Linked DNA regions of Homo sapiens: regions 1 and 2 are each linked to region 3. A link is a loop called in an ENCODE intact Hi-C map of the cell type or tissue named here. Cell type or tissue: PC-3. All regions are shown on one strand.

Region 1 (8,000 bases), 180 kb before region 3:
AATTATTTATTTAAAATATAGAAGGTAAGTATCCAGCAAAGAATTTCAAATGCCAGTAATGAATACAGATGCTTCACAACTTTCTCCACACATCTACCTCCTTGTGGACAAACAGATTTCTCAACTGAATAAGACTATCAAAAACAGGTGTCAGGGTATCCAATCATAGTCGGGTTTTATTTCTTCATACATCTGTATTGTTTTACAATGTGCGATTATAACTAGTGTTCGTATTAGACAACCAGAGAAGAAACTTTGATAAAAGACCACATTGGGCCATGGGCCAGGCACGGTGGCTCACGCCTGTAATCCCAGCACTTTGGGAGGCTGAGGTGGGTGGATCACCTGAGGTCAGGAGTTCAAGACCAGCCTGGCCAACATGGTGAAACCCCATCTCTACTAAAACATTAATAATAATAATAATACAAAAATTAGCCAGGCATGGTGGCGCATGCCTGTAATCCCAGCTACTGGGGAGGCTGAGGCAGGAGAATCGCTTGAATCTGGGAGGCAGAGGTTTCAGTGAGCCAAGATAGTGCCACTGTACTCCAGCCTGGGCAACAGAGCAAGGTTCCACCTCCAAAAAAAAAAAAGAGAGACCACATTGATTTAAGGGTCTCAATACAAGGACTTGGTATGTATTTCTGTTTCAGAAATATGCCCATTGGTGTATCTGCAACTATTAGAAGATTTACCTTCTCAGAAGATGAGATATTACAAAGTCAATATTGACAGTGATACAGGAAACTAATAGGTTTTCCAGAGGCTAATTATAAACAGGTGGTGGCTGGGGCCAAACTCCAGGAATCACAAACCCATTTTGTTAGAGCTCATTAATACTTCTATTCAACTCCAGGAAAATGTGCACATTCCGCAGCATTATAGGGGGTTTCAGGTTGGCTGATAATAACCAGGTGATTTTCCCACAAAAAAAACTGACCCAGGGATAAAATAAAACAATATAATTAGCCTTCCCATGCAGCAGGGCCTCTCATGGTAGTCACAGGTGGATTCCGCTGGAGCAATGATGGAAATGCTGTTGTTTAGTGACCAGGTAGGGGAAACTGTGGCAGCCTCACCACAGCTAGTGGTATCTATGCACACCCAGGTTGAGCCCAAGCACTGAGGCATCTCTCTTCTTCCTGATGGAAAGTGCAATGGGATTTTAAAATTTGATCTGAGTGTCTGACTGCTTCAGTGGAGGGCTCTGCAATTTCACATTTCATCTCAGCAGCTAATGTCCAGATCTTGTCAAATCACCGCCAAGAATGTACCACAGGGCTACCCTGGACAAAACCGTGCTGTTCTGTGGCAACTTGCACTCTGAGGGTTCAGTGACTGTGATGCAACCAAATGTGCTTTCCCATGCTAACATTAGAAGGGAGGCTGCTGCTCCCCTCCAAGAACATCTCGTTTTCTCTTCCACAACCGTCGTAGTGCAAACCTTTTTCAGCTGAGCTGCTAGTTTCAATTCAAAATATCCTATCTTGGTTTTTTCTGCGTTTAAAAAGTGGTAGAACTTATTTTGACAGTGAGACCCTGGAAGATGAAAACAGAAAGAAACCAGTTTTCTTCTTGATTGTTTTCTTGCTGACAATTTTATTGCCATTGTCTTCCGTGTGGCTAATGGTTGTTAGGCTGCTGGTCTCATACCAGTTATTTACGAAAAAAAAAGGAAGTTAGATGGATTTTTAATATACTCTTTTTCCGAATTTCTTAAAGATGGAGAAAAAGGTGCTACGGACACCCCAAAATGCAGATTATTAATTAGATAAAAAGTACAAAAGTACTTTCAGGTCATTTTATGATTGCAGAGGCTGACTGAAGTCTGTTAAGTTTGTATCTCGTACTTGGCAAGATATGAACCTGACTTCTCACATGCTATTTCACTGACAGCCTATTTTAAAATTTAAAATAAATTTTCATTACTCTTGATTTAAAGGTCATGAAGTTTACTGATTTCTTTCTATTGCATGGAACAAAATAAATTTTCAAAATATTTTATACAGCCTCAACTTTGAGATCCCTTTGAAATGCAAGAAAATAAAGATCCCCACCACAATAGAATGAAAATTTACCTTCAGTCTATTTGCCACTGGAATTACTACAAGTTCAAGATCAACCAAACAGGTTGAATCACTTTAAAATCTCAATGGCCTAATGTTTTAAAAGATCGTCTTTTTGTAAATGATATCATTCTGGAATATTAAAATGTCTTACAAATGTACATTTCAGAACTTAATTCACTGAAATGAATATTATTCCCTTCAGAGCAGTTATCTTAAAAAGGAAAGCCCTTTTTCCAGTAATAATTTCATTGCTCAAAATTTGAGAACTGTCTTTATTCCTCTTAGGAACTAATAAGAAAACTGTCCTGTTTTTAGTCCTATTTTCTTTTTTTGACTCTAAGTAGCATAAGCCATCTTTCTCATCTACTTAATGTCTAGACCTGGCAATAAATTTTTGTGTTGTTGTTTCCAAAGTTAAATGATCAAAGATCAAAACTTTGTTGCCATCAAAGATATTTAGAAGATTGTGCTACAGGATTTGAGGACAATCTCAAAAAGGGAATTTCAAAAGTACGGTTCAAGCCATGTCAACAAAATTTAGAATGCTATGCTCAACTTTGCAGGGTCAGTGCTTGCAGAGGAACGTCACTCACCTTTCTTCTTGTCCTGCCTCTTGTGGCCGATCCCCTGTCAATGGCTGGCTCCTGACACTGGGCAAGCTGCCTATTTCCCTCGTCTATAAAATGATGCCAAAGGACTAGATGCCTGCAAAGGATCTTTCCAGTTCTAAAATTCTAGGACAATGATGCATGGTTCTCTATGTGACACTTGATTGTTTTTGTTTGTTTGTTTTTAATTAAAAGTCACTTTAGGCCACACCTTTAATGTGTTCAGTCATCATATCAGTGATTGGGGATATTTCTTCCATAGTCTCTTTTCTTCTCACACTCTCCTGTATTAACATTTAGTGCCATTTAGGGGCAAGAACAAAGTTTTTATTCCATTGAATTTAGGGCTTGTGGACATTTAAAATTTTTTATTGTAGATCAGAGAATGTATCAACCTTGTGTGTGGGGATAGAGAGAAAAAGAATGTGCAAAGATTCTCATGTAATATAAACTTGTTACATTAAAAAAAATCTGCCAACACCCCTGGTTCTCATTATGATGTTAATCTTTCATGTATTATGCACTAATCTGATTGACTCTATTTACTTTTTAAAAGCTCGGTCCTTCCCTTTTCTGTTGGCATTGCAGCAGTTGCTTACCTTAAAGGAAAAATGATGGTTAAAAAATACTTCCTGTGAAATGCTGCCAGTTGCAGGTATTTGCAGGACATGTCTGGTTCTATTTAGGGTTACTTTCTTTCTTTAGCATCCTTGGCCATATAACCTGATCTTTTCCATAAGAAATGTCAGCAAAGTCTTTGAATTAATGAACTGTGAAGTGCTCAAAAACATACCATTTCAAAAAGTATCCTACAAGGATATAACAGTAATGGGAGGTGATCCTTGAGTTTATAACCAAATATCCCACCCTAACTAAAAAGAACTAAGATAACCACTGGCCCAGGCACAATCTCCCTGAACAAAGACCTAGAGAGGAAGAACTGATGAGGAGTGGGGGAGGTCAGAACCAGAGTAACAATCTGGGGAAATGTATTTATGTTAGCCTGTCGAGCTCTGTTGAGCACTTCCGTCAAATAATGGAATTATACAACCCCCCCTATAAAAGATACCAGGTGGAGAATAGCAAAGAGAAGGGAGGAGGAGGTGAGGTGTGTTCAGAAGGTTGATCAAATAAAACTGAATGGTAGGTCCTTGGCTACACCAAATGTGGGTTTTGTTTTCTTTTAATTTTGCCATTAAAAAAAATGCGGTGTCACTCCTTCAATCTTTCTACAATTCTGCATGGTTGAACATTTGAAATGAGTTTGTGTATCACCCTCAGGCGCTGATTCAGACTTGATTGGGGCAAAGCAGACTGCATGTGCTTATTTTTATCCACGTCATTTGGGACGTTATGTCGCCAAAGGAACCAAAAATGTGCTGCTCTATTGCCAAATTATCACCTATCCTTTTATCAGACAGGGCGATGATCCTCAACAAGTTGTGCGACCTTAGTGTAACAGCAATGTCAGGTCAACTTGAGAAAGTGAAGAGAGAGCCCTAGACACAAATAAAAAGAAACAACCAACAATCCTTATAATTATCATCATCTGCTGCTTTTCCCTCTTTTGGCAAAGAAACACTCCATCCATTTGCAGAAATCGCCCGCGGAAACGTTACATCAAAACTAATCACAACGATTAAAATCAGCTTTTCTGTGCAAGAGGAGGGTAAAAAGCAAGTTAGAGGCTGGAATGAGACTGTTTTTCCACCAAAAAAAAATCTGGAAAAAAATTTCCTATGTGTATATTTCTCTATACGTATATGTAGAGCTTTATTTTTGAAGGAGATCAATTGTTTGCCCTGTGATCGGTTAATTTGATTTAAGTTTTATTTTGGAGATTGATTTAGACTAGAGGTAGAGGCATGAGCTAATTGTATCCTGATCCTTGCCTTGAGGGGTTTCAAAGCCCTGGAGCAACTCTTCTCTGTATTTTGTTCTGTCTACCTTAGCCAAGCTATTGCATTTCTCTCTGGTGTGGCGAGCCGAGCAGATCGCTGGGAGAGAAATCGGAAAAGGGGGGAGAGGAAAAGGAAAAGGGGACTTGGAGAGAGACTTTGTGCTTCAATGTTTCAGGTAAGATCTGACGGTTTGGGTTTGTTATTATTTGCTAAGGAGGGTATGGCTGGGACTTTGGGCGCAACTCGCTTTTACGCATGTGCCAGGCATGGGGCGAGAGCGCGGCACACTCGCACACACGCCGCCCGCCGCGGCGGGCGACTAGGAATCCGCTTGGACCCGCGGCGGGGCAGGGGCCGCCGCCTCCTCCGGGGCTGCCGCTCCCGGTTCTCGGCTTTCTTCCTCCAGTGGGAGCTGGCGAGAGCAGGGCGGAGCAGAGCGGGCAGGAGGAGCGGGTGCGGCCAGCAGGGGCCGCGGCCGGGGGCCGGGTTTCCGGATCTCTGGGCCGGGTTCCGGATCTCGGAGAGGAGCCGCCGTGGCTCTGGGAGCCCGTGCCAGAGCCGCCCGCCCGCCGCTCCGCGCGCCAGCCTCCCCGCGGCCGCTCCGCCGCGGCTCTCCCCCGCCCTCCCCGAGCCCCTCCCTCCTCCCCCGAGCCCCGCGCGTCCCTTTCTTCCCCGGCGCAAAGCTCCGCGCCCGCAAACCGGCCCCGCCGAGAGCGCCCAGCGCCGCGGGGGCGCCCAGAGCCAAGCGCACATCTCTGCGGGGCGCGCAGGGGGCGGCGGCGCCCGGGGCTGCGCTCCTGCCGGGGGTAGGGGCCCCGCCGCCCCCTTCTCGCAGGCAGCCTCGGCGGCGCCCCCGGACGCCCCGTGAAAGACGCCATTGTGGCGGCCGAGCGGACTGGGGCCCGGGGCGGTTTTTCCTTCCCCCTTTTGCCCGGGCCGGACCACGCCGCTCCCCTTTGTGGGCCGCGGCCGGTGCCCGGCGCTCTTCGTCGCCGGCCGGGCTGGTCCAGATTCGCCGCCTCCGCCCACCCAGGCGCCTTTAAAGCCCCCTCCCACTCCCTCCCATCTCCAGCCCTCCTCCCCCTTTTGGATGCAAACGTTTCATTTATTTTTAAAAAGCTCTTATTCCTCTTCCTCCCCACCTCCTCCCCGGATAAAGGGCACAGCACATGCTCCGGATTAGAAGTCTCCTTGGGAGGCGGGGAGGGGGTGGGGGCGGCGCTGGGACGGGGGAAGGATGCGAGCGCTGCAGGTAATGGCTGTGGCTTTGCTGCGCTCGCCTCTTCCCGGCGCTGCGGTCAGCGCCAAGTCAGGAGCCCGCATCCTTCCCTCCCCTCCTGGCGGCCTAGGTTCCCTTAAAGGGACAGTTTCCCGGCCGCCTCTGGCCTCCGCCGTCTGAACCAGCGCTCGGGGCGCAGAGGTGGGCGGGAGGGATTCAGTTTGGCTCCTTTCTGACCTCTTTCCTCCTCCGCCCCCCCAACTGCCGCCGCCCCCCTACCCACTCCCGCCACCCTTCTTTATTGAATGTGAAGTGTGCTTCCTCTCCCGCCCCCAAGAGGGACCTGGCTGGAAAACAGTCCGCGCCTCCTGGAAAAAGAACGGGGTGGGGGGCGCGTAATGGTGAATTCGCGTTAAAAGTGAGGTCGAGCCCCAAAACATCCAGGAAGAGGAAAGCAGACCTGGGTGCAGGAATCCCTTACCTGCACGCGCGCTCCGCACAGCCGCCCCGCCACCGCAACTTGCGAACTGTCGCGGGTAGACAGTCTGCCTTTGTGCTTTCGAACACTTGCACTGTCGTGGAAATGATTTTCTGGTATCAAAACGTTTTCAGTGACTGTGCTTCGGGGTTCGGCTGGGCGGAAGCCAACTAAGTTAGCAAAGTCGCAAATGGGGCCGTTGGCTTTGTACGTGGAGAATGGCACACCAGAACTGTCCAGGATCCCAGTGGCACTGGCTTCTTCGCTAAAAGGTGCACCGCAGTAGGCAGGAGTAATTTGGTACAAATGTATTACCTTTTAGATAATAGAACTGGCTGCTTTCAAGCAAATCCTTGACTATGCGGTATGTGTGCGTGTGTGTGTCTGTGTGTGTGTGTGTGTATCCTGAGTGGTACTGGGAGACATAACAGTTTAACATATTCTTTAAGAAACGTTTGCCTTCTGTTTTCAATCAACTAAGCTGGCAGCTAGAGATACAAGTTTATTTGAGAATACCCTCTGGGTACCAAGCATGCTTGGATTGTTTTAGCAAATTAAAAATGAGCAAAATGCTTTTACCTTCTCAGCAGTAGACTCCTTAAGAGACCTCCTGTTTTGTGTGTATGTGTGCGTTTTTTTAGAGAAACATTTTCTGTGTATATCTCAAATGTGTTTTTAATGTGGAAAAGGAGAAAATAAAGGATTTTAAAAGGCTGAGGCTGATGCTGTAGAATGATTCATTAAACCTGATTCTGCATCAAGGAATTCACCTACATATATGGGAATCTGTGGCAACTAATAGCCTACTTGGTGAATTTAAAATAGCAGTGGATCCGTTTGTCTCCTGGATAATGGGCAGTGTGCCGATTTATTCCTCGTGTTTGTATTTGTGTGGCATTTGGCTTACTACGAGGGGCTGATATTCAGGAAACTAAAACACTGACTGCAACAGTTTGACTCGGGAGTCCTGCTGCTGCCTGAATGGAAAGAATTGTGAGCAGTGGTTATGATGACAGTAGGTTAAATGTTTACTAATTAGGTTGCAAAGGTGACCATGAAACTTTAAAACTTTGCATCACGGAGAAAACTTCATTGGGTTAGGCTTATGTTAAGAAGAAGGTATCTAATTAGGCAAAAATGTCACACAGCCGGGAAGAAATTTTGAAATGAATTGAGGGTGAAAGATATTTGTCAAAAATCTCCCACCACAGTATGCAAAACGACTGCAGTGATTTTGCTGTATTAATTATGCCTGAAGCACAATATATAAAGTTCTCCAACACACACTAGATGTCTCTCTTCTAGCTGTAAGATTTTTGTGTTTGTAATTCTTTGCCAGGGCTTGCATAGTAGGGGTGCACAGTAATAGCTTGTTTCATATTTACTTAAGTAATGTGATTTACCGACCATTCAACTTACTCTGATGTGAGATATTTATTTTGGGGGAAGCCTTCAGTAATCATTGTACAAATTATGCCACTTAAGTATTAGGAAAGTAACTTCAGTAAGACTTCAACTAGATGATGATGAAAGCGTATTATTCGATTTGCGTTGAATAATGCATTATGGACCTTTTGGCATCAAATTATTTATCCAAAGCAATTTAGGTTTTTAAATGTAAGAGTAATTAGTGACAGATGTATTTTATCAGAGAACTTTCTTAAACTTCCATTTAGCTCTGCATTTAGCAATAACAATTGCTTGCACAAATGCTTTCTTGTCTTA
Region 2 (8,000 bases), 170 kb after region 3:
TCTGTTATGGTAGTTCTTACTCTGTCTTCTTTTCTAATCAATGTATTTGCCTTAAATTCCAACTAATTTTATTGATCATATTAATCATCTTCATCACCTATCACTGCAGCTTTTTTCCTAGTATGAAACAATGGAAACAACCTAAATGTCCATCATTATGGAACTTTGTTAAAAATATCAAAATCACAGTGAATATGTACTGATGAGACAATCTCCAAGATTACTATTAAGTGGTTAAAAAAAAAACAAAAAAAGCAAAACATTATGTATGTATTATATATTACCATCTGTGTTGAATACTATATCTAGGGAGCTCCATCTTGTCATGTACCATCAATAAAGTATACTGTACCCAAGAAAAAAAAAATACTATACTTAGAACAATACATAAGAAACTGAAAAAAAGTGGTAACTGGTTGGCTCTAGGCTGGGAACCTGGGTAATAGGGGGGATAAAGAAGTCAGGGGAACCCTTACTTTTCCCATTGCATACCTTCTTGTACCTTATAAATTTCGTGTAAAATGTTCACATTACCTACTCAAATAAATGAGTTTTTAAAATATAAACAAAAACTTTTATTTTAAGATCTAGTTATTTCCTTAGATTACTAAATCTGTAATAAAATTAGTTTGCCTTCAATATTCTTTTTTCACCTCTCTCAAGCAGAGCCTCTCTACCACAGTGAGCCAGTAAATTCACACAATATCCTGCTTATTCCTTCTTCTATGCTTTAAAGTTGTTTTTCTCATGGGAATTTCCCTCTCTTCTTATTAACTCAAATGTAGCGTAGCATACTGCAGTACTTCTCAAGCAATAGTGTTTTTAGGAAACACCTAGGAAGTATATTTAAAATGCAGGTCTCAATGTCAAACACACATCCACACAGTACCCATGATTCTCATTTGGTAGGCCTATGATGGAGACCAGGGATTTGGAGTTTTCTAACAGGCACACTTAAATGATCATGATACAAATGGTCTAAGGACCACACTAAGAAAAATACTGAGTTATAAAAATTAAGAGTACTGATTCTAAAGAGGTCAAGGTTTCAGTCCCTGTTCTGACCATTATTAACAGGATGGCTGGGTGCAGTGGCTCACACCTGTAATCCCAACACTTTCGGAGCCCGAGGTGGGCGTGTCTCCTGAGGTCAGGGGCTCAGCACCAACCTGGCCAATATGGTGAAACCCCATCTCTACTAAAAATACAAAAATGAGCTGGGCATGGTTGCATGCCTCTAATCCCAGCTACTCGGGAGGCTGAGGCAGGAGAATCTCTTGAACCCGGGAGGCAGAGTTTGCAACTGAGATCGCGCCACTGCACTCCAGCTTGGGCGACAGAGTGAGACTTCATCTCAAAAATAAAAAATAAAAAATAAATATTAATAGGATGACCATGGACAAGTTTCTTCCCACGTCTATTCATTGATCCCCTTATCTGTAAAATGGGAGTGAAAATGACCCTCTCATGTAATTTTGTGTGAAAACTGTATTAGAAACTAAAACTGCATCAGAAACTAAAAATTGGTATTATTTATTCATTGAAAAATAAGAAATATATATTACCATAAATAACATACTTTAACAAAAATTAACATATCAAAATTTAAAAATAGATCAAGAGTGGTACTGCCTTCTATTTTTACAAATCTTTTTAAAATCCACGGGTCCTCTTGCATTTTGAATGGGATCTGTTACTCAGACATGGTTTTGCAACATCATCCATTGGTAATATGGAAAATACTAGTTCACTGAGTCATACAGTTCTTCCAAATTTAGATTCTAATACATAATCCAAAATTACATGTATCTCCACCAACCAAATCAGAAAATATAACTATTGGAAAGCTGTCAAAGTCATGGTAATAGATATGTTTTGCAAAGTTTTCATTTTTGCTTGATAGCTCCAACTTTATCATTGGCAAAAAAAAAAAAAAAAAAAAAAAAAAAAAAAAAAATACTGTCAGGTTTTTTCCCTAAAGTGACAGACTCACTTCATTCATTTTCATGAAAATGTCTGTCAAATGCTGGTCTATATATACTTATAGTTCCTAAATTTATAATGAACATCAGAAATATGTTCATTATAAGGATTTTTAAAATACAAGTTCCTGCCATACCCAATCCCCAGAGATTTTATTCTAGATTAGATCAGCTCCAGGAACCAAAATTTTAACAAATTCCCTGGGTAACTCTGAGACTGCTGATCTATAGTATACTAGGAAATATTTAGTTATCAATTGTTTCCTGAAGTATGTACTAGCTCTTTCCTATATTCATGTTCTCAGTTCAATTATCAATTTCTTTTTTTTTTTTTTTTTTTTGAGACAGAGTCTCACTCTGTTGCCCAGGCTGCCAGGTTGGAGTGAAATGGCACAGTCTCGGCTCACTGCATCCTCCGCCTCCCAGGTTCCAGCGATTCCCCTGTCCCAGCCTCCCAAGTAGCTGGGACTACAGGCATGCACCACCACACCCAGCTAATTTTGTATTTTTAGTAGAGACAGGGTTTCACCATGTTGGCCAGGCTGATCTCGAACTCCAGACCTCAGATGATCCGCCCACCTCGGCCTCCCAAAGTGCTCGGATTACAGGTGTGAGCCACTACGCCTGGCCTAATTTAATTTCTTAACAAGAAATTTTTAGATTTTTCACACCACAGCATTATAACTGTCTCTTGGCTTTGACCATTCTTGAGAATGCTCATGACAAATAAATAAGATATGCCCTATCTCCTACCTATATAACTTCAACCTTCACTTCATGGTGTACCTACCTCTAACGTCCTCCTTCTCAGTTTATTCTGCACTAAAGTACACAGATAAATTTTCCTGAACATAACTTTACTATGACAACATATGACTAAAAACTCTGAAAGACTTCACAATATAATCTCCAAGTCTTCACTCATATAATTCACTTGGAATGTTCAACAACCTCATTTCTTTTTTCTCTCTCTCTTTTTTATTAAGACACCCAGGCTGGAGTGCAGCGGTGCAATCTCACCTTTCTGCAGCCTTCACTTCCGGAGCTCAGGTCATTCTCCCGCCTCAGCCTCCCAAGTAGCTAGGATTACAGGCGTGCGCCACCATGCCCAACTAATTTTGGGGGGTTTTTTGTTTTTGGCTTGAGTGCAATGGCTCCATCTCGGCTCACTGCAACCTCTGCCTCCCAGGTTCAAGCAATTCTCCCTGCCTCAGCCTCCCAAGTAGCTGGGACTACAGGCGCACCACCACACCCGGCTCATTTTTGTATTTTTAGTGGAGATGGAGTTTCGCCACGTTGGTCAGGCTGGTCTCGAACTCCTGACCTCAGGTGATCTTCCCAACTCAGCCTCCCAGAGTGCTGGGATTACAAGCGTGAGCATACACAAGGACAAACAGACTCGTAATACATAAAACAATGAATTATATATGATGAAAGTTAAATAAGTTAATATACACTAGACAATCTAATTCCTGCAGTATGGAAAAAATGGACATTAAAATTGATGGAGTAATACCATCTATGCAAACAGCACATAATCTGGTCCTATATTATTTTCCAAGAGTGTCTTTTTAAAGTAATAAAAATCACACTAAAACCCCTAGTTGTTAAAACACCTTCACTACCAGATATAGTATATAGATATTATCCATAAATATTTTATTATGTATCTCTAAAATATAAGGACTTTAAATAAATGATCACATAAAAATATTGATATTAATTCCTTATTATCATCACATCTTCAGTTGAAATACGGTTATGCAAACATGCAGAGGTACTATCCTGTTTGCCACTTCTGATTCTGAAGTATGATGGAAAGAACATGAATCTCTGGCACCCTCTGGTGTTTAAGCACAATACAGCTTCCCAAATTCACCCCAGCTATACTGACAAGCAGAATAGAAAACAGAATCTTCTTAGCAGAAAAAGTCACAAATGAATCCCCCCGAAAAGTGTAAGTTAACAAAATAGTTTTTAAAAACTATGAAAATATCATTCTATATTATTAAATGTCATACAGTTTGGTCAAGACAAGAGCTAATATTATTCGCTACTATTTCTTCTTATTTAACAAAAGAGCCAACATCGAGGGTCTATTATCAGTTTCATTTAAAAAGTAACTGAAGTAAGGCTGGGCACGGTGGCTCATGCCTGTAATTCCAGCACTTTGGGAGGCCGAGGCAGGTGGATCACGAGGTCAGGAGATCGAGACCATCTGACCATCCTGGCTAACACGGTGAAACTCCGTCACTACTAAAAAAATACAAAAAAAATTAGCCGGGTGTGGTGGCGGGTGCCTGTAGACCCAGCTACTCAGGAGGCTGAGGCAGGAGAATGGCGTGAACCCAGGAGGCAGAGCTTGCAGTGAGCCGAGATCGTGCACTGCACTCCAGCCTGGGAGACAGAGTGAGACTCCATCTTAAAAAATAAATAAATAAATAAATAAATAAATAACTGAAGTGATGTAAGTATCCAGGGAAGCAAAATTAAATTTAAAAAGACATCACTATGAAAAGATATGCATAAAGCCATGTGTGACTGTGAATTACTAGAAAGTACTGTACAAAAATGAAAAGTGCACCTTTGTACAAAAATATCTAAGAAATAGCTGAGATTATAAATACTCCTTTTCCAAAACTCACCATTTCAACAAATATTTGAATGCCTATTATGAAACAGGCATTGTTCTAAACACTCGGTATACATACAATGGTAAACAATCATTGTAAGCTTTCATAGACGATTAAGAAGAAGTGGGAAATACATGGAAGCAGGGGTAAACAAATAAATGAACAAAATAATTTTAGATAAGTACCTCAAGACAGCAGATATCACTGTGGAAGCTACTTTATGTTGGTTGGCCAAGCAAAATTTACCTCTCTAAGGAGGTAGATTTGATATATGAAAGACCATGTCATATGAAGACTGAGGGACAGCTTTCACTGCATACCACATCAAAAACTATACAGTGGGTTTTATCAAAATCTCACATAACCCATAAATATACGCCTATGTACCCCCCAAAATTAAACATTAAAAACATTAAAGAAAATAATAAATAAATAAAATTGTACATCAGGACCATGACTAGTGTGTCCGAAGAACAGAAAGGAGGCAAACATGGAGCACGGATCCCTAACACCACAGACCGTGATCCTTGCAATTCAGTTTTTCTGAATATGAGAGATAATTTGCTTATGCAATGGCTTTTCAGTTTTTCTGTTCCCTACAACCTTACCAAATTCTAACAAATATAACCATGGTTTCAGATGGGAATCTTCTATATCGTAAAAAGAAAATTCTTTAAGCCAATTCTCTGCCCCCACCACCCAAATTAACCTAATCACACAATTCTATACAAACTTCATGGAACTGCCATGCTGATTCTAAAATTCATGCACGAGAGAAAAATAACAAGTAAAATTAAGATACCTTCGATAAAAAGGAATATAGAAAAAGGACTTACTTTAACTATGGGCTAGATAAATAAATAAAGATGTTATAACAATCGAAAACACCAAAATAGTAATATCAAAACAAAACAAATATTTGGGAGGCCGAGGCAGGTGGATCACCTGAGGTCAGGAGTTTGAGACTGGCCTGGCCAACATGATGAAACCCCGTCTCTACTAAAAATACAAAAATAAGCTGGGAGTGGTGGCGCGTGCCTGTAGTTCAGCTACTCGGGAGGCTGAGGCACGAGAATCGTTTGAACCCAGCAGGTGGAGGTTGTGGTGAGCTGAGATCGCACCACTGCACTCCAGCCTGGGCAACAGAGTGAAACTGTATCTCAAAAAATAAAATAAAATAAAACAAAAACATATCACTAAAATGAAATTTGCCCTTTTTTAAATGGGAATTTACTATAAGATAAAGGTGGCATTGCAAATAAGAAAGTTAAAGATGATGAACTCTTTACTAACTATTGCTCAGACAATTCATTTGAGGAAAATTTAATCTCTGCCTCACACATTTACAAAAATAAAATCAAGAATTATTGAAGATATAAAGGTAAATATCTGTATTTGAGGTAAGTGCATACAAGTATCTTAGAAGAAGATACAGAAGGCACATCATTCTGGGCTCATAATACGAAAGGATACATTAGAATTCAAAAGCCATAAAGGAAGAGACTGCTAAACTTTATACTGTAATTTAAATTTTCCATATATGAAACACTAAAAACAAATTTCCAAGTTAAACAAAAAACTAGGAGAAAAATACTTACAATGTATATATCAAAGAATTACTACTGTCCAGCATATGTACATAAGTCTGGAAAGCAATAAGTAGTCAACAGATAAATGGGCGAAAGTAATAAGTCAGAAATTTCCCAAAGAAAATACTTATAGTGACATTTTTCCTTCAGGCAGTAAGTGGACTAGATTTACTGAGGAGCAATTACACAGCATAAGACATTTTCATTCCATTGTTTGGTTCACAGGACCTGTTAAAAAAAAGGTGTCAGTAAAAATCAGCAATAAGCATATCCTAAAGGAAGAATTGCCTCAAGGGCAAATGACTGTGGCTAGCACTAGTTCTTGATTACAATGGGAAAAGTGTATCTGAGACTCCTGGGTAAGTCAAGTTCCCAGGAAGAAGACTAAAGTGGTTCCAAGTCAATAGTAATCCCTGGGTCTACTAGAAACAGTCACAAATCCTCTCTGGAAGAAAGCAAACTCAGTTTAGACCCTCAGGTTTAATCTGATTTACCTGTCCCACAAAGTTTTAGATTTATTGACTACATTTTTTACTTCTAAAAGTCCTATTTGGTTCTTTTTCAAGTATTTGCAGTCATTTTTAAAAATAGTTTCTTGCTCATTCTTGAGATTCCGTATTTTATTTTTAAATACTTTATACTATTTTTTAACACTTACTATTTGATCATCCTATGTTTGAAGTCACTGGAATTCCAAATGTATTACTGTTTCCCTGTAGCTTGACTCAAGGATACTTCCTTGCATGTTTATCTTTAAATGTGAACATATATTTTATATGAACACCCAAAAACAATGGAATAACATCTTCAAAGCAAAAAAAAAAAAAAAACAGTCGACCTATAATTCTAATCTCAATCTTGACATTGTCTATATAAATAATCTAAAATCATCTAGAAATTATTAGAAATAATAACAAGGCTGTTGGTATATGATTTTTTTAAGTCCTGAATTTCTCTATGCTAGTAAAAGAAAAGGCAGTTACCAAAAATATTACTTATAATAACAACAAGAAAGATATCTAGGAATAAATCTAACAGATAAATGCAACAAATCATGCAGAATCTGCATAAATAAAATTATACTACTTTATTGAAAGATGTTTAAAAAGGTATATATAATGGAGATATAAATCATGTTCATAGAAGGATCCAAATTATAATAAATCAGCTGGAAGACAGTGGGCCTATGGACTCAGGCCACGCCAATTCAAATTCTAACAGATTACTGGTAGAATTTAACAAGTTGATCATTAAATGTATAGGGAATAGCAAAAGCCCAAGTAGAGCCAAGGAGTATGAAAGTGGAGGGAGTATGAAAGTGGAGGGGGTATGAAAGTGGAGGGGGTATGAAAGTGGAGGGGGTATGAAAGTGGAGGGAGGATGAAAGTGGAGGGAGGATGAAAGTGGAAGGGGTATGAAAGTGGAGGGGGTATGAAAGTGGAGGGAGGATGAAAGTGGAGGGGGTATGAAAGTGGAGGGAGGATGAAAGTGGAGGGGGTATGAAAGTGGAGGGAGGATGAAAGTGGAGGGGGTATGAAAGTGGAGGGGGTATGAAAGTAGAGGGAGGATGAAAGTGGAGGGAGGATGAAAGTGGAGGGAGGATGAAAGTGGAGGGAGGATGAAAGTGGAGGGAGGATGAAAGTGGAGGGGGTATGAAAGTGGAGGAGGTATGAAAGTGGAGGGAGGATGACAGTGGAGGGGGTATGAAAGCGGAGGGAGGATGAAAGCGGAGGGAGGATGAAAGTGGAGGGAGTATGAAAGTGGAGGGAGTATGAAAGTGGAGGGGGTATGAAAGT
Region 3 (8,000 bases):
TAGCGGAGTACTTGATACTCTTAATACATGTTAGCTATTTTAACATTTTTTTCTCTGAATAGCAATTATTATTGTGAAATGGAAAACACATTATGGAGTTTTAAATTAAGAGACTAAGGAGTGTATCAGAAATACCTCCAAATATAGAACAGTGTTGAGAGGAGGGTGGGCGTGGGCTGTGGGGCAGGTTCTGTGCATATGCTCATGCTTGCCTGCCCAAATAAAAAGCAAGGGAAAACCTAAACAGAAACTGTTCTAGCTGAAAAAAATACTAAATTGGGCTTCCCAGGGAGGTTATGATGATCTGATCCTCAACTGATTTTAGACAAATAGCCATTTACCCTAGAAATCATGTTTAAACAAACACTCAAGTCAGAGAACAGGCCCAGGTGATCTTAAAAGTTTTCTTTCAATTCAAGATGCATGCAGGATTTTCTATTCAGTCAGAATTCTGTTTTGGCATAGCACACTGTCTCCCAAGGATGCAAATCTGTCAGCATTTACCAAGGCCACGCACAGTGCTTTACTGAGCAGCAGAATGGCCACAGTGAGGATGTGGGTCCCAGCTGGGCCCTGCGGTCCAGCTGCCTGGTTGTGAATTCTGGCCTTACCATTGATTAGTTGGCTAGGTGTCCTTGCCTCTAAAATGGGGATAATGGTACCTACCTCATGGAGGTGTCAAGACTCTATACTGTGCCCTGCACAGATGAACACTCAGTTCAATGTAGGGCTTATTAGATATCCACTTATTCCTCATGAGAATTATTTGAGGTAGGTATTATCCCATTGCTCAGGTGAAGAAATCAAAACTCAAGGCAAGTTTCAAACCCAGGTCTATGGGTCTTGGAGCTGAACATGCCAGGAAGTTCCTAAGACATGACTGAAGGACTGTGCCAAAACTCTTGTGAATAATGGCGCCCTTATCTACCCCGCTCAGGTCAATACTGAGAGAAATGCTCCTCACTGGCTGTGTCTGTACGTCACCCATCAAACATCATGTTCTTTCCTGCCTCCGTGGCCTCCCTTCAGCTGAGCTCTTGGGCTAAAATCTCTTCTCCAAGCCCCTGTGCCCTTCCCCTTACTCCAAACCCTGCAGAGTCATTGCCTCCAGCAGGAGGCCTTCCCTGCCTGCCTAGGCCGGCTGGTTCCCTCTCCTCTGTCCTTCCGTGACACCCAGTGGGACCATATCATGCCCAGTTTAAGGCCCCAAAGAGCACAGGGAACATGGTGGGCATTCAGTAAATGAAGAAACAAAAAGTCTACTTATGTCAATTCTAAAAAGATTCAGTTTCATTGTAATAGTACTTTTCATAGTAAACAGTCAATGTAACCCTCTAATTTTTAAAAATTTTCTAACCGAAGTCAGGGGAGGATTAATAAGCTTACCAGAGAATCAGCTACCCCCGAGTGGCCCTGAGCCCTCAGTGATGGATTCTACAAAACGCCGAGTTCCTGACTTGTTATTGCACTCATACTTTTTCTTATATTTCAAACTTGCCTTTCCTTTCTCCCCTACTTTCTTCAGTTCTATGTATCATTTAAGAAAATGATGCCACCTCAGGGAACAGGTACTAGAAACATTATCTCCTCATAAGTAGATATAATTTGTTTTGTTTGTTTTTACTTAGAAGGTATTTTCCCCCTTCTCTTAAATTACTTCTATCCATTTCTATAACAAGCTCTGAATTAATTTTTATCTGTGTTCATGAAATATAGATGAAATTTCTTGAGTCTGGAAATCTTAAAGAGCTAGTCCTAGAATTTTTAACAGTTATAATACTTTAAACGAATTAAATGCTGTTTATGATAATGCAGACTTCTGAAACAACAAATTGACTGATGATATTTTTTACACTATAATTATCTCCAGCATCGCATTCCCTTTTTTAACAGAAAAACTTTTTATTATGGACATTTAAAAATATATGCAAAACAGGGAGAATACTTTTCTAAAGGTTTCATATATTAACCTAGCATTTCCTTCCCTTCCCCCCACTTTGTTTCATTCCTCTCTCATCTCAGCAGAAAGGAGGCAAAGGTTGCAACACCATCTCCTCTCTCCACGACTCCTTCCCTTCCTGCTGTCCTGAGTTTAGGTTGCACGTGCGGTGTCAGCTCTGCACATGCCTCTCATGTGTGCACACACACACACACACACATCTCCGTTGTGCATGCCCACAACTTACACACCTTCACCCAGCCTCCACCCTGGATTTGTCTATGTTAGGTTTCAGATATTAGGAAAAAAAGTTGGTTGAGAATCCAAATTAGTAACCATAAAAAAGTATGAAGCTACAAGTGCTTCCAAAAACAAAATGGTTCAATAGAAAAATACTCAGGCTGGGCGTGGTGGCTCATGCCTGTAATCCCAGTACTTTGGGAGGCCTTGGTGGGCAGGTTACCTGAGGTCAAGAGTTCAAGACCAGCCTGGCCAACATGGTGAAACCCCAACTCTACCAAAAATACAAAAACTAGCCGGGCGTGGTGGCAGGTGCCTGTAATCCCAGCTACTCGGGAGGCTGAGGCAGGAGAATCACTTTGACCCAGGAGGCAGAGGTTGCAGTGAGCCGAGATCATGCCACTGCACTCCAGCCTGGGTGATAGAGCGAGACTCACTCTCAAACAAAAAGAAAAAAGAAAAGAAAGAAAAATACTCTTTAAATCAGATTTTTTAAAATTAATTCCCTGCTGAGTGGTGGGCTCACAGCAGATTGTTCTTCTGTTTTGCTGCTCCTTCACCGTCTATACTTTTCCAGTTGACAACATAAGCAGGTATCACTTTTATAATTAAATATCTCCAAATGCTAAAGATGTCATTTGTAAGTAGCCTCTGAATCTCTTAGCCAGCAAAATAATTCTGGACCAGAAACTAAATGAAATCTTTTCCTAAAGTCCAAACCATATGTCCCATGGCTTGGAAGCCTAGACATAGAGAAAAAGAGGCATTTCTTGGCAAAGGAGAGCCAAATGGATAAAAGGGCCCAACCACCCGGGCCCTTCCCTTTTCTCGCCATCCTCATCCTGTGGTCCATCTGTCTTTGCACTTCTTTCCCCAGCCTCACCCCTGAGCAGGATGTCTCCACCCTCTCTGGGTTGGTCCATCCTGCAGCAATGCAGATGAGCCCTCCCTCTGTAATTACCATGCATGGACCACAGGGGAGAGTTGAAAGGATTAACCTGCTGGCCTCTCGGTAAAGCCAGGCCTGGTGTCGAGTTACATGCCTTGGTTCATGAGGTGGCATGGGGTGCCCTAGACAGTGCAGCATGGGAAGGGTGGGGGGTACAGAGCCTAGAGCCAGAAGACAGCTTCGGCAGAATTGGCAGCCTCTTCAAGCTAAACTTCCTTAGCTGTAAAGTGACAAATCCCGTAAGAGTTTTCAGGATTAAGTGTAGGGACACAGCACATAATAGAACAAGAGCTGCAAGGTAAGTGGAGATGAAACCTCATGTGTACTACTCTTCCCAGAGGTTTCCATTGCCCTGAGAATCCTCTTTCCCATCCCTCCTTAGGCCTCTTTATGATTGTACCAGCAGTTTGAAAGGAACCTCAGGAGTCTTGGGGTGTTTCAGTTTGGTTTGGTTCAGTTCAGTGTAGGGTATCTTCTCAGTCTACCAATGATTTCCTTGACCTCATTTTAAAGATTAAATGAGATATAAACCCTTAAAGCAGCCAGCTCACTCTTTGGCACATAATGCTATTCAATGAGTAGTAACTGGCATTAGAGCCATTGTCCCCCGTAAGCTTGAAGTTGACCATTGTGCCAATCACCACAGGGGCAGCATGGTGGGGTCTGGAGCCACCTCTGTGTCTACCCAGCCATGCATCCTTGAGTGTTACATATTTGTGACTCGGTGTCTCCATTTGTAAATGAGAGGCTGAACTTGGTTGTCCTGGAGATCCTTCACAGTTTAAGAAAGTATGCTCTGACACTTCAGAATGACAGGGTCTCAATTGATGTTGACTTGCCTCCTCGTTGGTCTCTCTGCTCAACCTCCTTTACACTGGTTCTCAACTCAGTTGAGACTTGGAGAGTTTTTTTTAAAAAAAATACAGATGCCTGGGCTTCATTCCCAACCAATTACATCAGAATAGCTGGGGATGGGGGCCCAGCATCATTATTTTTTCAGAGTTGCCCAGGTGATGCCACTGTGTAGCCAGGGTTAAGAACCACTGCATTATGCAAATGATGTAGTCAAAGCAAGGCAAAACAGACAGGATTTGGATAAGCCAGAAGCTGTGTCTGTGAGAAGGCGTGATTTCAGATGTGGCACCTTGACTGTCTCACTCCTAAATGTGCTCTTTTACTTACTGTCCCTGACAACATAGCCTGACACCAGTCGCTATTGCCCTTGAGACCAAATCTAAACTCCTTGACCCGGCTCACATGGCTTTTTACGATCTGGCTTCTGCTGCTTCAGCCTCATTTTTCAGCCAGCCTGACTACACCCCAATAGAGAGTAATCACATGGCAGGGTTTGGCTACAAGCCTTTGTATCTTCCGCACCCTTCTCCCTGCTTACCTAACCTTACCTCCTGCCCCTGTACCTGGCCAACTTCTTCTCCTTCAGGTCTCCAATGAGCTTTCTCTTTCTTCCCTGCCAACCCCAGATTGAGTTAGGTGAGCCAGGTGCACCTCCTGAGCCCACTGTGCACACCCAGTGACACACTTGATCACACTGCACTTGACCCACACTCCCAGCCCCGACGACTTAAATTCCACAAAAGCAAGGACTGTGGCTTATTTACTACTGCATCCCCTGTATCTGGCATAGTGAGCCCCCACTAATACTGGTGGAAAGAGTGAATGAGTAACTGAATGATTACACAAGAAACAAAGAAATTCTTAAGAACCTGAGTCACAGGAAATTAGAGATATCAGGTCCATAAAATGAATGAATACACAAGAAAAAATTCTTAATGAATGATTCACGCTAAGCCAAATGTAGGATCCTAGCCCCATACTCTCTTTGACTTAAGACCATTCTTTAATGCACAGTGTGGACAGCACACGATGCCAGGGAGAGTGGAGAGAACCAGACTCACTTCCCACCAAATGGGCTTGGTTTCCTCAGAGATTAGGTCTTGCATTATTTGCTCTATAAACAAGAGTAATCAACAGAGTGCTAATTTTTTTTTTTTAAGACAAAGTCTCGCTCTGTTGCCCAGGCTGGAGTGCAGTGACATGATCTTGGCTCACTACAACCTCCATCTCCCGGGTTCAGGCAGTTCTCTGCCTCAACCTCCCGAGTTGCTGGGATTACAGGTGCGTGCCACCACGCCCGGCTAATTTTTGTATTTTTAGTAGAGACAGGGTTTCACCATGTTGGTCAGGCTCGTCTTGAACTCCTGACCTTGGGATCTGCCCACCTCAGCCTCCCAAAGTGCTGGGATTACAGGCATGAGCCACCATGCCCAAGCCTCAGAGTGCTAATATTAAAAAGCTAATATTGAGTGGAATTCAGTATCTGTCATTTTTAATGAACTTTTTTTTAGTGAACATATTTTGAGTGAACTTTCCAATCTTATTAGTTAATGAAATATGTACAGTAAAATAATACAGTGTTTGAGATTTACCTCAGAATAACCAGTGGAAAGGAGAATGAGGCATAGAGGTAGAGTTGAAACAAAATTAACCAGGAATTGACAGCTTTTGAAGCTGGTTGATGGTCATATGGGGGTTCATTCTATTATTTTCTCTGCTTTGGCATAAGTTTGAAATTGTTCAAAATAAAATGTTTTAAAAAGTAAAAAAAATAGTTAAAATAGTAATGATCATCCTTAAAAAACAAAAAGAAATTGGTGGAAGAAAGTCGTTCTCAGCATTGCCACTTGATTCAATGAGTGAAAAAAAAAAAAAAAAAAAAATTCCAAAACCAGCCATACATCGTCTGGAGCCAGCTTGGTCTTGGCTAGTTGGAAAACAGGAATGTTCTCCAAGGTTAGTAAACTGTAATGAGTTCCACATAGTTTTCAGGCATCAGAGTTTACAAATCACTGCAGTTTGATTTGTAACTCCATTCACATGTCCACAAGAAATACAGCCTGTGCCGATTTTCCCCATTATTTGCTTAGCCAAACAATACTTTTCCACAGCACAGTCCTGCCAATCTCAAAAACCACCCAGGGACGCCATTTTACGACCCTTGGCACCACGTGCCCCCTCCACTGTGTTTTCACAACTCCAACGTTCCTCCTTTTAAAGTTGGCAGAAATCAGCAGCCCTGCGTTTCTTTTTATTACTCCCAGCGTTTGTTGCTTCCAATGGGGAACGTTTTCTTCTCTGAGAGGCTTTCACCTCCGCCAGGCCTGTGCCTCCGCGGCCCAAGCACCCTTCCCTTCCAGCCCTTTCCTCTTTCTCTCCACACCCCTTGCCTGCTCTGCTTCCACGGAGCCCACGCAGCCTTTTCTGCCCTGGCAGCGCGCGTTTTTCAGCCCCTTCCATCGGGTCTGGCCGAGCTGGCCGCCAGCGTTCCCACGGCCTGGCGGGGGGTCTGCGGTTTCACCAGGCAAGGGGGCCCCCGAGACAGGGCCTGGGCCTTTCTTGCTGCCCTTTGACTGGACCCCCTCATAAGAAAAATTCCCTGGCTAGGTTTCCTCTTGTGCTGGGTGGAATTCAGGCCTTCCTCAGCTTTTCGTCTCCTCTGGTCTTGGTGGAGGCCGCCTGAAGAGTCCACTTCTCCCCACTGTCTCTCCCACCCGGACGCCCAGGCGGCCTCTAGGTTATTCGTGGGGCCAGCTCTGCTAGTGCTCGCTTCAGATCTCCCTCTTGCTCTTCTCTTTGCAGCTTTTTTCTATTTTAACTACATTGGAAGTGAAGATGCCTCATTGCATCCACACCCGAGGTTGTTTTTTGTTCTTGGTTTTTGCATCTTAAAAACCATTTAAATGACACTTCTCTCCTATTTTTAGAAAGGTCTATAAACAATGCACCTCCAGGATTGTTCCTTTTTCTCCTTAAATCCTGTGCCTTAGCACTTGCAGTCTTTTAAGAGCTGCTTTTATAGAAATTTTTGTTGACTGGCTTGGAATACTTTCTATTGCTGTGCATTTTTTGAGTTCACCACGAGCACACTGGATTTCCTCATCAACCCTGAGAAAAAGTTAAAGTTATTTTATAAAACAAAGTGAGACTTAATTTTAAAAAAAATGGAGACAGAGAAGTCGATTCACCTAGATTACAGCTAGTAACTAGCCAAACCCCATTCTCATTCCGCACTCCTCAGTCCTGGTTCCTTTACACATTCACCCCGTATAGGTTTATTAATCACTCATTCTGTGCAAGCGTACATCCAAGTCTAGACCTGAAAATGAGAGTTTATCTAAAAATTAAAAAACAGGATTTTTAAAAGAACAAAATACCTACTTTTCCTCTCTTACTAAAGTGACAAGATCACTGATACTGACTTATTTCGGTATAGGTGCTTGGATTTCATTGTAAAATTCTCACTCCACAAATATATGGCAGAAATAAAACTCTAGACCATAAGCTTTCATTCGATATTGGTAATTCTTTTCATTCCAATCGTTGTAAGGGAGGCCCCTTTAGGACCAGACAGACTGTGCACAAATACCCCAATGCTGCTTAACTAGTTGGGCAAGTTAATCATCTTTTCGAGCCTATTTCTTCATCTTTAAAATGAAGATAATGGATTTGTTACATATATAAAGTACTAAGGATGGTACAAGGCATCTGGAAAGCACTTAATATAGCTCCCTTTTCTTCCCCTGTCAACTGGAAATTTATCATGTTATTAAGAGTGAAGAGTAAAATGTTTTAATAATAGGCAAACAAATCTCATTCTTTTTCATCCTGTATCAAATTGTCCTGGAAACACTACAAGTAAGTGACTAAGCATATTTTAGTTTCAGGCCTACTGTTTGATTGATGTGTCAGTGAGAAATGAATGACTAGGTGGCATGCAGTGAAAGAATCCCAGAAAGGTTGTAATCCACACCCTGGATAATCACAGGCAATTCGTGGAAAGTTGGATAAAATGCT

Evidence for each region. Peaks named below come from ENCODE experiments on the same cell type or tissue, not always from the same donor. Only the 100,000 strongest peaks of a DNase experiment are listed, where the experiment ranks them.
Region 1: it touches region 3 in a loop (7-fold over the local background); 5 of 110 quality-filtered maps call a loop at or near these places.
Region 2: a loop joins it to region 3, with 5 times the contacts of the local background. A loop is called at or near these places in 3 of 110 quality-filtered maps.

The regions. Positions count from the first base shown.
Region 1 is chr18:26,654,113-26,662,112 of GRCh38, reverse strand. It overlaps LOC102725227 (a long non-coding RNA gene), which reads right to left and starts at 6,382. Exons shown (of 3, transcript XR_935311.4): 1 at 6,279-6,382. It also overlaps a transcript of KCTD1 not described here. RefSeq lists silencers at 4,747-4,936, 4,947-5,186. In PC-3, CTCF peaks have their summits at 4,979 and 6,152; no DNase peak of the experiment used is centred here; H3K4me3 peaks cover 3,721 bases; H3K27me3 peaks cover 5,028 bases.
Region 2 is chr18:26,303,203-26,311,202 of GRCh38, reverse strand. All of the region lies in intron 9 of TAF4B (TATA-box binding protein associated factor 4b), which reads right to left. Among named protein-coding and RNA genes, the nearest start is that of TAF4B, 81 kb to the right of the region's middle. In PC-3, a CTCF peak has its summit at 3,852 (motif pointing left); a DNase peak (open chromatin) is centred at 3,822.
Region 3 is chr18:26,477,907-26,485,906 of GRCh38, reverse strand. The region is part of intron 2 of KCTD1 (potassium channel tetramerization domain containing 1); the gene reads left to right. Among named protein-coding and RNA genes, the nearest start is that of LINC01543, 59 kb to the right of the region's middle. RefSeq lists an enhancer at 4,201-5,400. In PC-3, no CTCF peak of the experiment used is centred here; DNase peaks (open chromatin) are centred at 4,796, 7,606 and 7,876; H3K4me3 peaks cover 1,216 bases; H3K27ac peaks cover 5,403 bases.